2 separate regions of the Homo sapiens genome follow, and region 1 is linked to region 2. A link is a loop called in an ENCODE intact Hi-C map of the cell type or tissue named here. Cell type or tissue: CD4-positive, alpha-beta T cell. All regions are shown on one strand. Links, peaks and the distances in the headings refer to the core of each region. The heading gives the core; the rest is flanking DNA.

Region 1 (5,390 bases), core at 97-5,096, 270 kb before region 2:
TGGGAGACGTAAGTGGAATTCGATGAGTACTAGTTTGTTTTAAGTTTATTTAAATTTCAACTCAGATAATCCCATGTAAATCTGAGTTATAGGCCAAGCTGTAGGGCTAAAATAAGATAGACCACAAATTCTGGACACTTCAAGATGAGCTATGAAATCATGCTTTCACAAGTATAATATTGATGTAAAGAAGTAAAAGCCAAAAGTATAAAAATAACATACAGTTCAAAATAGACCACATTAAACTATATTGTTCAGGGATGCATACATAGTAAAACTATCAAAAAAGCAAAGAATTGATTGTCAAAAAAAAATCAAGGTAATGATTCCTTCTAGAGCAAAAGATGGGATTGAATTAGCAAAACGTGGGGTTTCTGAGGTCCTGGAAATATTTATTTCTTGTCTTAGGTTGTCCTTACACAGCTATTTCCTTTAAATTATTTATTAAACTGTACATAGATGTTTTATGTATTTTTGCAAATTATTTCACAATTAAAAAGGGAGGAAAGCCTATATATCAATAAGTAAAAGTCAAATACTCAGAAGAAAATGGGAAAAAAATCAGAACTCAATGTTCATTAAATATAAGAAATATGCTCAACATTATTAGTAGCCAGGGAAATTCAAATTAAAATCACAATGAGATACTATTTAATACTCATAAAATATGTTTTAAAAGTCACAATAAGACAACATTAAGTCTTAGTAAGGGTATAGAGGAACAGAAATTCTTACATTGCTAGAAACCGAATTAGAAAACAACTAGGGATTATCTAACAGAGCTGGAGACATAGGTACCCATAACCCAGCCATTACTGTCCAAGGTACATGTACAATGACGTTCATAGCAACATCATTTATTATAGCAAAGTTCTGGAAACAACCCAAATGTTCATCAGTTGGAAAAAGAATAAAATGTCTATGTATATAACAGTCAGAAATCAATTAGAGCCACACACACCTACATGAATGAATCTCATAAACATGTTAAAGAAAACAAATTATTGGGAAAAATATGATGTATTTTACATAAAGTTAAAAACTTACAAAATTATAGGCACACACATATATGCACGTTAGGGATACATACAACAGTGGTAAAACTGCAAAGGAAAGCAAGGAATTGATAAATAGAAAATTCAGGATAATGGCTGAGATTGCCTTTTATAGGGGCTGGGATTGGGGATGGAGGGAGACACAGGTGACTTCAAGACATAGTTAATGCTGTATTTGTTTTGTTTCTTAAGCTGGGTGGTAGGCATGAGTTTGTTCATTTTACTTATTTTTAAATTACATATACTTTATGTATACTTTTCTCAATATGTTATCTATTTCATTTTATACTTTTTACATTAAAAATTAGGAATTTGATTATTGTTTTGATGCTCCAGACCAGCCAAATTTCCAGGAAGGGATGATGAGATTTAAAATCTTCATGGCACAAATATTCTCCACAGAATAACTATAAAAATGCTTTCTTGTCTATAAACTAGGCTGAAGAGAGTGTAGATGGTAAAACTTAATTATTCATTGTGTAGATCTCTTAGAACCAGTTACTCTGTGAGTATCTGCATTCGCAGAAAAAGAATTATCCACCAAGGCTGAGCTTGAAGTAGCCACCACCTGTCTCACCCAGTTTACTAGGTACAGGGAGTTGGCACATTTGTGGGAATTACAAACCCAGAGAAGGGGCAGAGCAAGACAGTGGAAGAGAAGTTTCCACCAATCATGCCCCCTACAAAGACACCAGTTTAACAACTATCTACATGCTATACACAAAAGAAGCACCTCTATAAGAACCAAAAATCAGCTGAGTACACACAATACTTGGTTCTAACTTCATATTGCCAAAAGAGCCACTGAAAAGGTAGGATAAACAGTCTTTAGTCACTGACACCAACCGTCCCCCACTTCCTGGCAGCAGCAGTGTGGTGAGGAGAGTGTTTCAGTGTGCGTGGGAGAAGGAGATCACAGCAATTGTGAGGCACTGAACTCACTGCTGCCTTATTATAACAGAAAAAAAAGGACCATCTCTATTGATGCCCACCATGGAGAGAGCAATTAAAGTAGCCTAGCCAGAGAGGAATTTCCCATCTCAGCAGTCCGAACTTGAGTTTCCCAAAGCCTTGCCACTGCAGGCTAAAGTGCTCTGGGGCCCTTAATAAACTTGAAAGACAGTCTAGGCCACAAGGACTGCAACTCCTAGGTGAGTCCTAGTGCTGGACTGGTCCCAGAGCCAGTGGACTAGGGGGTCATGTGACCTACTGAGAAACCAGCGAGGTGTCTAAGGGGGTGCTAGCATCAACCCTTCCTTAGCCCCAGGCTGCATAGCTTGTGGCTTAAAAACAGACCCCTTGCCTCAGCTTGAGGAGAGGAGAGGGAAGAGTATGGAGGACTTTGTCTGGCATCTTGAACGTCAGCCACAGCAGGATAGAGCTGTGATAGGCAGCTCAGCCCACAACAGGATAGAGCACCAGTAAGAGTTGTGAGGCCCCCTTTCCAGGACTTAGCTCCAGGAAAGGGAGGACCCTGGACGAGAAGGGAATCTGCTGTATTGAAGGGAGGGACCTAATCCTGGAAAAATTCATCATTTGCTAACTGAAGAGCCCTTGGGTCCTGAATAACCAGCAGCAATACCCAGGTACTATGTTGAGGGCCTTGAGTAAGACTCTAACACTGGCTGGCTACAGTTAAGGCTTAGCACATGCTGCATTGGCTACAGAGTGAGACTCCTTTACTTGAGAAAAGTGAAGGGAAAAGCAAAGGAGACTTTGTCTTGTACCTTAGGTACTAGCTTGGCCACAGCAGGGTACAGCACAAAGCAGGCTCTTGGGGTCCCAGATTTCAGGACATGGCTCTTGGATGGCATTTCTGGACCTGCCCTAGGCCAGAGTGGGTTACCAGGCAAAGATCCTTGTTTTCTTCCCTTACTTTTCCCAAATGAATGGAGTCTCTCACTCTGTTCTGAGCCACCTGGGAGTGGTATAACACAAGTACCCCTGTGGCTACCACCACTAGCACTGCACTGGCAGGCAGCATTCACCACAAGGTGGCTGAAGAGCCCTTGGGCTTTAGCAGCAGTACTCCATGTGGGCCTGTGGTGGTGGTGGCCACAGGGTGAGGCTCCTCTGCCTTTGGAAAGGGGATGGAAGAGGGGGAAGGACTGTGTCTTGTGGTTTGAGTGCCATCTCAGCTGCAGAACAATATAACAAAACACTGGATAGACTTCTAAGATTTTTGATTCTAGTCCCTGGCTCCTGGACGGCACCCCTGGACATGCCCAGGGCCTGGGGGAACTTGTCACCCTGAAGGGAAGGACACAGGCCTGGCTGGCCTTACCACCTGCTTTTATAAAGCTCTGGGGCCTTTAGCAAACATAGGGCATAGCCAGGGAGTGGTAACAGCAAGCCTTAGGCAAGACTCAGCTGTGTACTGGCTTCAGGTCTGACCCAGCACACTTGTAGTGGTGGTGGCCACAGGGGTGCTTCTGTCACACAACCTCCAGCTCCTAATAGCTCAGAACAGAGAGAGAGAGAGAGAGAGAGAGAGAGAGAGAGAGAGAGAGAGAGACTCTATTTATTTGGGAGAAAGTGAGGGAAGAGAACAATAATCTGCCTGGTAACCCAGATAATTCTTCCAGATCTTGTCCAAGGCCATTAAAGTAGTACCTCTATGAGTCTGCAAGAACCACAGAGTTATTGGGTTTGTGGTGCCTTCTAAAGCAGATACAACTTAAATTATAACGCCTAAGTTCTCTTGAATATCTAGAAAGCCTTCCCAAGAAGGACAGGTACAAACAAGCCCAGAGTGAGAGGATTCCAAGGAACACCTAAGTCTTGAGTGCCCAGACACTGAAGAATATCTACAAGGATCAACATCATGCAGAAAAACATGGTATCAGAAGGAGAGGATCATGGTGGACAGGAGGCAGAACTAGATTGCAGCTCCCAGTTGAATGGACAGAGCAGCACGTGGAGGCTTGCATCGTGAACTATTGCTCCAGAATGACTGCAGGCATACATTAGGAAAGCCAAGAGAACCCACAGACCCTCTGAAGGAAGCAGATTGCTCCTGCAGGAGTCAGGAGACACCCCAAATACTGTGAGTGCCCAAACTTTGGAAGTGGGAAAGGGAGATCATTTGCCCTGGAACACCCCCACTAGGGAACCTGAAGGTCTAGATTATGGCAGAAAATTCTGACCTTACCTGGAGTTGAATCAATTTAGAGAGCCAAACAAAATACAGGGTAGAGGAAGCAGCGGGAAAAGCCCTGTGGACTCACTGGGTCCCCTGGCAAGCCATTTCTGCCCTGCCTCACAGGGTCCTTGGGGCGGGGGGCAGTCAGAGGCACTGGAAAAAGGCCACAGGGAGCAGGAAACCTCTAGCTGAACTTTGTAACAGTTTGAACTGATTGAGAAGTCTCCTGGCCAGGACTTGGAGAAAGATATGAATTCAGTGTGCAGACTCCACAGGCCTGGGAAGAACAAACGTCCTACTTGGTTTTGCAGCTGGTAAGTGGGTAGCCTGGGGCAAGTTCTCAGCCCTGTTCGCCCACTGCCTGAAAACAGACTTGGTGCTGTTGTAGGGGGTGGGCCACAGTGGGAGTGAAACCAGCCCTTTGGGTTGTGTGGGAGCTTAGTGAGGCCTGTGACTGCCAGCTTTTCCCCACTTCCATGACAACCTGCATGACATAGTAAAGGCAGTCATAATCCGCCTAGGAACACAACTCCATTAACCGGAGAATCTCACCCCCCACCCCCCACAGCAGCTGCAGTAAGACCCGCCCAAGAAGAGTCTGAGCTCAGACATGCCTCACCCTGCCCCCACCTAATGGTCCTTCCCTACCCACCCTGGTAACTGAAGACAAAGGACATATACTCCTGGGAGTTCTAGGGCCCCACTCACCACCATACTACCATAGCTAATGCTCTACTGAAAGCTCCAATCCTGGCAAGAGGCCAACCATCACAAAAATAGTGCATTAAGCAACCAAAGCCAAGGACCCTTACAGAGCACATTTTCCTCCCCTGCCACCTCCACCAGAACAGGTGCTGGCATCCATGGCTGAGAGATCCACAGATGGTTTACATCACAGGACTCTCTGCAGACAACCCCCAGTACCAGCCTGGAGCCTTGTAGATTTGCTGGGTGGCTAGATCCAGAAGAGAGATAACAGTCACTACAGATCAGCTCTCAGGAAGCCATATCCCTAAGAAAAGGGGAGAGTACTATATTAAGGGACCATCCCATGGGACAAAAAAATCTGAACAGCCTTGAGCCCTAGGCCTTCCCAAAGACACAGCCTACCCAAATGAGAAGGAACCAGAAAACCAACTCTGGTAATACGACAAAATGAGGTTCTTTAACACCACCTAAAAATTACTCTAGCT
Region 2 (5,390 bases), core at 94-5,093:
ATCCATTGATCTGTCTTAACGGGCTAGTAATGGGAAAATATATTGTAATAGAAATAGAAAACATTAGTAATAGAAATGGAATAACTTTAAAACCTAACAGAAAATAGTAATAGAAAAAAATATATTACAATGTGATCTAAGGTTGTCCTTTGGGTCAAGAATACCAGTTCCAGCTCACTTGCTGTTCATGACCCTAGTTCTGAATCATTCTTTTCAACCTTTTTTGGCAATATCTCACCCACCAAATCCTCCCTGGAAATTAGAAGGCTAAAATCAATATGACACTTCAGACACCTCCAACTGAATTGTCCAAATCATTGGACCCATTCACTAATTTAACACATGGTCTGCAAATTTCAGTTACTGCTATGGTGGTGAACTAGCAACTGGCTACTGTGGATGGATACTTACACTAGAGATTTATAAATGCCAAAGGAATAATGGCCACAGTGAAACATATGATTCCTTATTACCACTAAGAAACTATTCAATTTACCCTACAAGTTGATTGCAAAAGTGATTTGTTATTCAATGCCTTGAGTTTCTCATTAAGTCCAACGTAAACGAAGAGGTTTAATATGTCCTCAATCTGTCACTCTATGAGCTGAAGTAGTATCACTCTCTTTTTAAATTTTGTAACACAACTATAAAGTGGCCGAATTCAAGAAAAATTTTTAAATAAATTTTGTAGACTGTCTAGAAATTCCAACATGACACCAAAACCTATATATGGGAGAAGGAATTCAGGCAAAGCAGAATTGTAAAATGTTGTGTTGAAAATAAGTAGGTCTCTGTTTCATGAGGAAGCACCCTCAGGGGAGGAACTAGTCTGAGTGAAGTTTTTTTTTGGTTCAGTTTGGGCTGTCCAGGAAATTGTCAGGGGTGTGACAGAAAGCTAAGTTTTCAGATTTCTTCCACTTCTCTGTCATTTTCAAGAGCAAATTAAACCTGTTGAATAGTTTGATTATATCATTTCTACCATCACACTCATTTACAGAATGGAAAGAGGAGACATTCTAATACAAACGATCTGGGGCAGAGAACTTTTTAATTTAAAATTATATCACCAAGATCTAGGTCAGCACCTGACCATTATAGCTGGTCAAATATTTGTTAAATTAAGTGAACGCATTTTGTTATCCCTATGCCCAACTCCATTTAACTGTCATAGACTTTGACTGTCACAAAAAGAAGCACTTTTATGACTCCTTTGCAAGCCTGCACTGGAATCCCAGGACAACTGACTGGAAGACTTTAAATCAATGTCACAACAGTTATGAGTTAGATGCGCAATTCTTATTCTTGTCTAACTATCAAGAGGTTACTCTGATACCTTCAAAAGTTTTGGAATTTTAAGGAAAAAACCCATAAATATGCAGATCTAACAAATGCATATGTTGTAAAAATCTTCATTTGAAACACCAGGGGCAATGATGGTAAAAGAGCCATAACTTGCAAGTTCTGCTTAATATACTTGCAAGATATATATTTTTAAAAGCAGCTGATCAATTACAGGCAAGAGAGAGAGCTGACCCAGTTTCTTTTGCCTCATAGGACTTCAGTCAGTTGTTAGCATCTTTATTCCATTTCTGTCTATGGTTTACAATCCAGGACAGCGTTGATGTTTATATTACAGACCAGTCTCCTCTACTTACTTTCTTTATGTTACTTTGTTTATCTCCTCTACGGATAATTTATTTATCATCTACCATATGTTAGGTCTTGGAAATACAAAGGTGAATAATATTAAGATTCTCTCTTCAAATAACTTATAAGCCAATGGAGTAAACCAGCAGTTATAATAATTGCAAAATGTGCTGTGGTTATATATAGGAAAGGCAGGTAACTCTGGCTTCTGAAAAGTGGTAGCACCTGGACTGAGTCTCGGATGACAGGTAGAAATTAACCAAGAAAGTAGCATGTGCAACAGCATGAGATCAAGGGAAACCACAGCACATTGAGGAAGTTGTACGTGGTTCTTCACAGATAGGTACAGACATTGCGAAATGAGATGAGCAGACTAGATAAGTTGGGCAGGACCAGGTGAGAGCGTTACACCTCTGCGTCATCCTAAGGAGTTTGACGTTAACTTGAACACTCTGCATTTCTATAAAAGAAAACGTTCTCTGATAACACAACTGAAAATATATCAAAGGCAAAGCAAGAAAGCAGGCAGAAAGACAGGTTAGAGGAAGCTTGTTGTAGTGCTTTAGAAAAAAACCAATACCTTAACTATGGTATTGGCAGAAGGGAAGTTTGGTTCAAAGCGTCTGAACCAGTTAGGAGGAGATTACCTCAGTCCTCCAGGGAAGAAATGATGTCATGAACCAAGGAGGTGGATTTAAGAGAATTAATCTCTCTCCATTTCTATCCAACATGCCAATTTTTCTGAATTTTTCCTTCTAATATAAGACATGTGAATATAAACCTGTTAGCTTTCTGGTTCCATGGACTAGGAAAATGTTGTCTAATGTTATTTTCATTTGTGGTTATCCTAAATTAAGATCTCTATGTTATGTGCATTTTAAAACGTATCTTTTATCAACTGCTACCTGGAAGTACATGCTTTAAAATAATGTAATGGTCAGTCTGATCCCTGGTGAGTCAACTTCTTAAATGGATGAGAGCAGCTGGTAGAGTAAAGAGCTTGAAGAATGATCCTCCTAAAATGTAAGTCAAATCATCTCACTCTTCCTCAAAATTCTTCCGTTCTCCCCATCTTGCTCTGAGTAAAAGTCAGTCTTTACAATGACCCACAAGACCGAGAGCAGACTCCCAACTCTCTGACCTCAATTCAATTCCTTCTACTCTTTCCCCGTCACTCATTTCAGGGCAGCCACGCTCATCTCCTTCTGAACCTCAAAGACTCGGGGGAAGCTCGCTCGGACTTTGAGCACTTGCTCTTCTTGTTTTCCCAAGTTATCTTCCTGGCTTGTCCCCTCACCTCCCTCAATTCAGGTCTTTTCCTTCCCTTATCACTTTACTAAAAAATAAAATATTCTTCCCACTCTCAGTACTCTCTTCACAGCTTATATTTTTCTTAACACTCACCACAATCTAACAGACTTACTATTTTACTTCTCTTGTCTATTTTCTATCCACAACTAGAAAGCAAGTCCTACAATGGCAGAAGATTTTGATGTTTTGCTGTGTCTCTAGTACCTAGAACAGTGTCAGGCACATGGTAGAAACTCAGTGACTATTTGCCCAGTGAATAAATTGCTATTTCAGTGTGACCATCAGTCATGCAAACATGGTGTTCCAAGACCTCACCGATTGACAAACAAAATCATTACCATGGAAAGAACCCTGCAGCCAGTTATTGTTTTTTCCACCAGGAAGCCTCTGGCAAAGTCAGATATAGTCTGAACTGTTTCCATCAACACAGACTTTTGTATAAAGCACTATAATCAGGGCATGTTTTCTAAGAAAATTAATTTATAGCCAATCTTCACCTGATCCTTAATGACTATCAAGCCGTATTAAATTCTTTAGCATAACAGAGAATGTGTGCTTATTCAAAACTGCAACTTTCAATTATATCCGGTAGCAACAAAATGCTCTTTGTTCATTACTATAGAGAAAGGTTTTTGCTGAGAGTGATTCCATTGCCTTCAGTTTTATAGTTAAACATCTTCGAGGCTTCACTTGAAGATGACCGTGTCAGCCAAAGCAATCACCACAATTAACAAAACCAAATTACTGGGTAATGTTTCTAAAGACTTTTTTCACGCTCTTTAGTTTTGGAAGGTTTATATTTCTACTTCATTTTGTAATACATAAATGATTGCTTATTGTTTAAAAAAATCAATTACTACAGACATAGATTGAGTTTAAAAGAACAAATTTACCTTCAACCTTCTCACCAATTCCACTCTCTTCCCCACAATAACAAAAGTTAGCAGTTTGCCATGTATTTTGTGTACCTCTTTCTATCCATTTACACAAAGATGCACCTGTAGAGTTTTAGTATTGGAAGATTAAAATTTTACATACATATCTGGTAAAGTACTCTCTTTACCTAACAATGTGCATTGAACAGTTTTCCACATCAGTGCATACCGAGTTCAGTGATCGTATTTTCAGGTTTATCCAATTATTCATAGTGCCATCTTTCACTATTAAAAGTAACTTCTTTTGGACAATAAATTATATGGTCCCCAATAGAAAGTTATCTGATTAATGAATTCATAACAGTCTATAAAACCATAATTTTTATAATCATTGCCTTAAAAATGAACATTCAGATATAGCCTTTTTTGGTATCATGAACAAGACTGCAAGGAACATTGATATACATATATATTTGTGCATGTGTATGAATATATTACAGGATAAATTCTGTAAGTCCAATTGTGAGGTTAAAGGATATATACATTTAAAATTTTAATATACTCTCAAATTGTTCTCTAAAAAGCAATATTGTTTTATACTTCCATCAGTAGCACTTATGTTCCCATAACCTCACAACTAACAAGGGCATTATACCTTTTTGTTGCCAATTCAATGGGAAACATATTATTTTATTATTGTTTAAATTTGTATTTCACTGATTACAATTGAGATTGGGCATTCTTTCATGCAACAGTATATTTTGCCTGTTTTACAATGAGGTTTTTTCTTATTAATTTGTACATATTCTTTTGTGTTGAATGTAGTATGTGTAGGTTATAAGTATTTTCTCACAATATCTTACTCTATTTTCCCAATAATATGAAAAACAAATGTACCAATTCCAAACCTGCTACACCCACCAATTTTTATATTCTCAAAAAAAATGGTTAAAATACATATAACTCAAAGCATAATGTCCAATTTTCTTATCTTCCATTATATGTGTGTGTGTGTATTTATCTCCAAACCATACACAAGTATTATGATCAATGGACAGATATGGTCTGCCATTGAATATGTTGTGAGTCATTTTATTTCTATATAATATTTCTTCAGTTTTTTCCAAAATAAATATTTTAATTACAATTTTGAGTACAACAAACAAATATGGATGCCTGTGAATCACTCTAGCTCCTATGCATAAAATCTCATTTATTTAGAGAAAGCAAAGCTTAATCAAATTGTTTTGTATTTTTCCCACTTTGACTATATTTCCTAATTTTGTCAGGGTTGAGTTAACCTTTACCTAGAGGTCACAATGGATTGCATGTATGTCATCCTAGCATGGAACTGACACCCGCAGTGTTAGTCATCTCATTTTTTCAATAATTCATGAAGAAATGGAGATAACAAGCTTTCTCCACTGGAAAAAATGTTTAACGATTTCCAGAGGGACAGAGCATGAGCAATAAAAAAAATTTGCAGTCCAGGCGCAGTGACTCATGCCTGTAATCCCAGCACTTTGGGAGGCCGAGGAGAGCAGATTATCTGAGGTC

Evidence for each region. A loop is a pair of places that touch in the nucleus more often than their neighbours do. Peaks named below come from ENCODE experiments on the same cell type or tissue, not always from the same donor. Only the 100,000 strongest peaks of a DNase experiment are listed, where the experiment ranks them.
Region 1: it touches region 2 in a loop (22-fold over the local background); 1 of 110 quality-filtered maps calls a loop at or near these places.

What each region holds. Positions count from the first base shown.
Region 1 is chr12:25,588,289-25,593,678 of GRCh38, forward strand. It overlaps a transcript of LMNTD1 not described here. Among named protein-coding and RNA genes, the nearest start is that of LMNTD1, 38 kb to the left of the region's middle. In CD4-positive, alpha-beta T cell, for the core only: no CTCF peak of the experiment used is centred there; no DNase peak of the experiment used is centred there.
Region 2 is chr12:25,858,123-25,863,512 of GRCh38, forward strand. No RefSeq gene overlaps it. Among named protein-coding and RNA genes, the nearest start is that of MIR4302, 13 kb to the right of the region's middle. In CD4-positive, alpha-beta T cell, for the core only: no CTCF peak of the experiment used is centred there; a DNase peak (open chromatin) is centred at 2,019.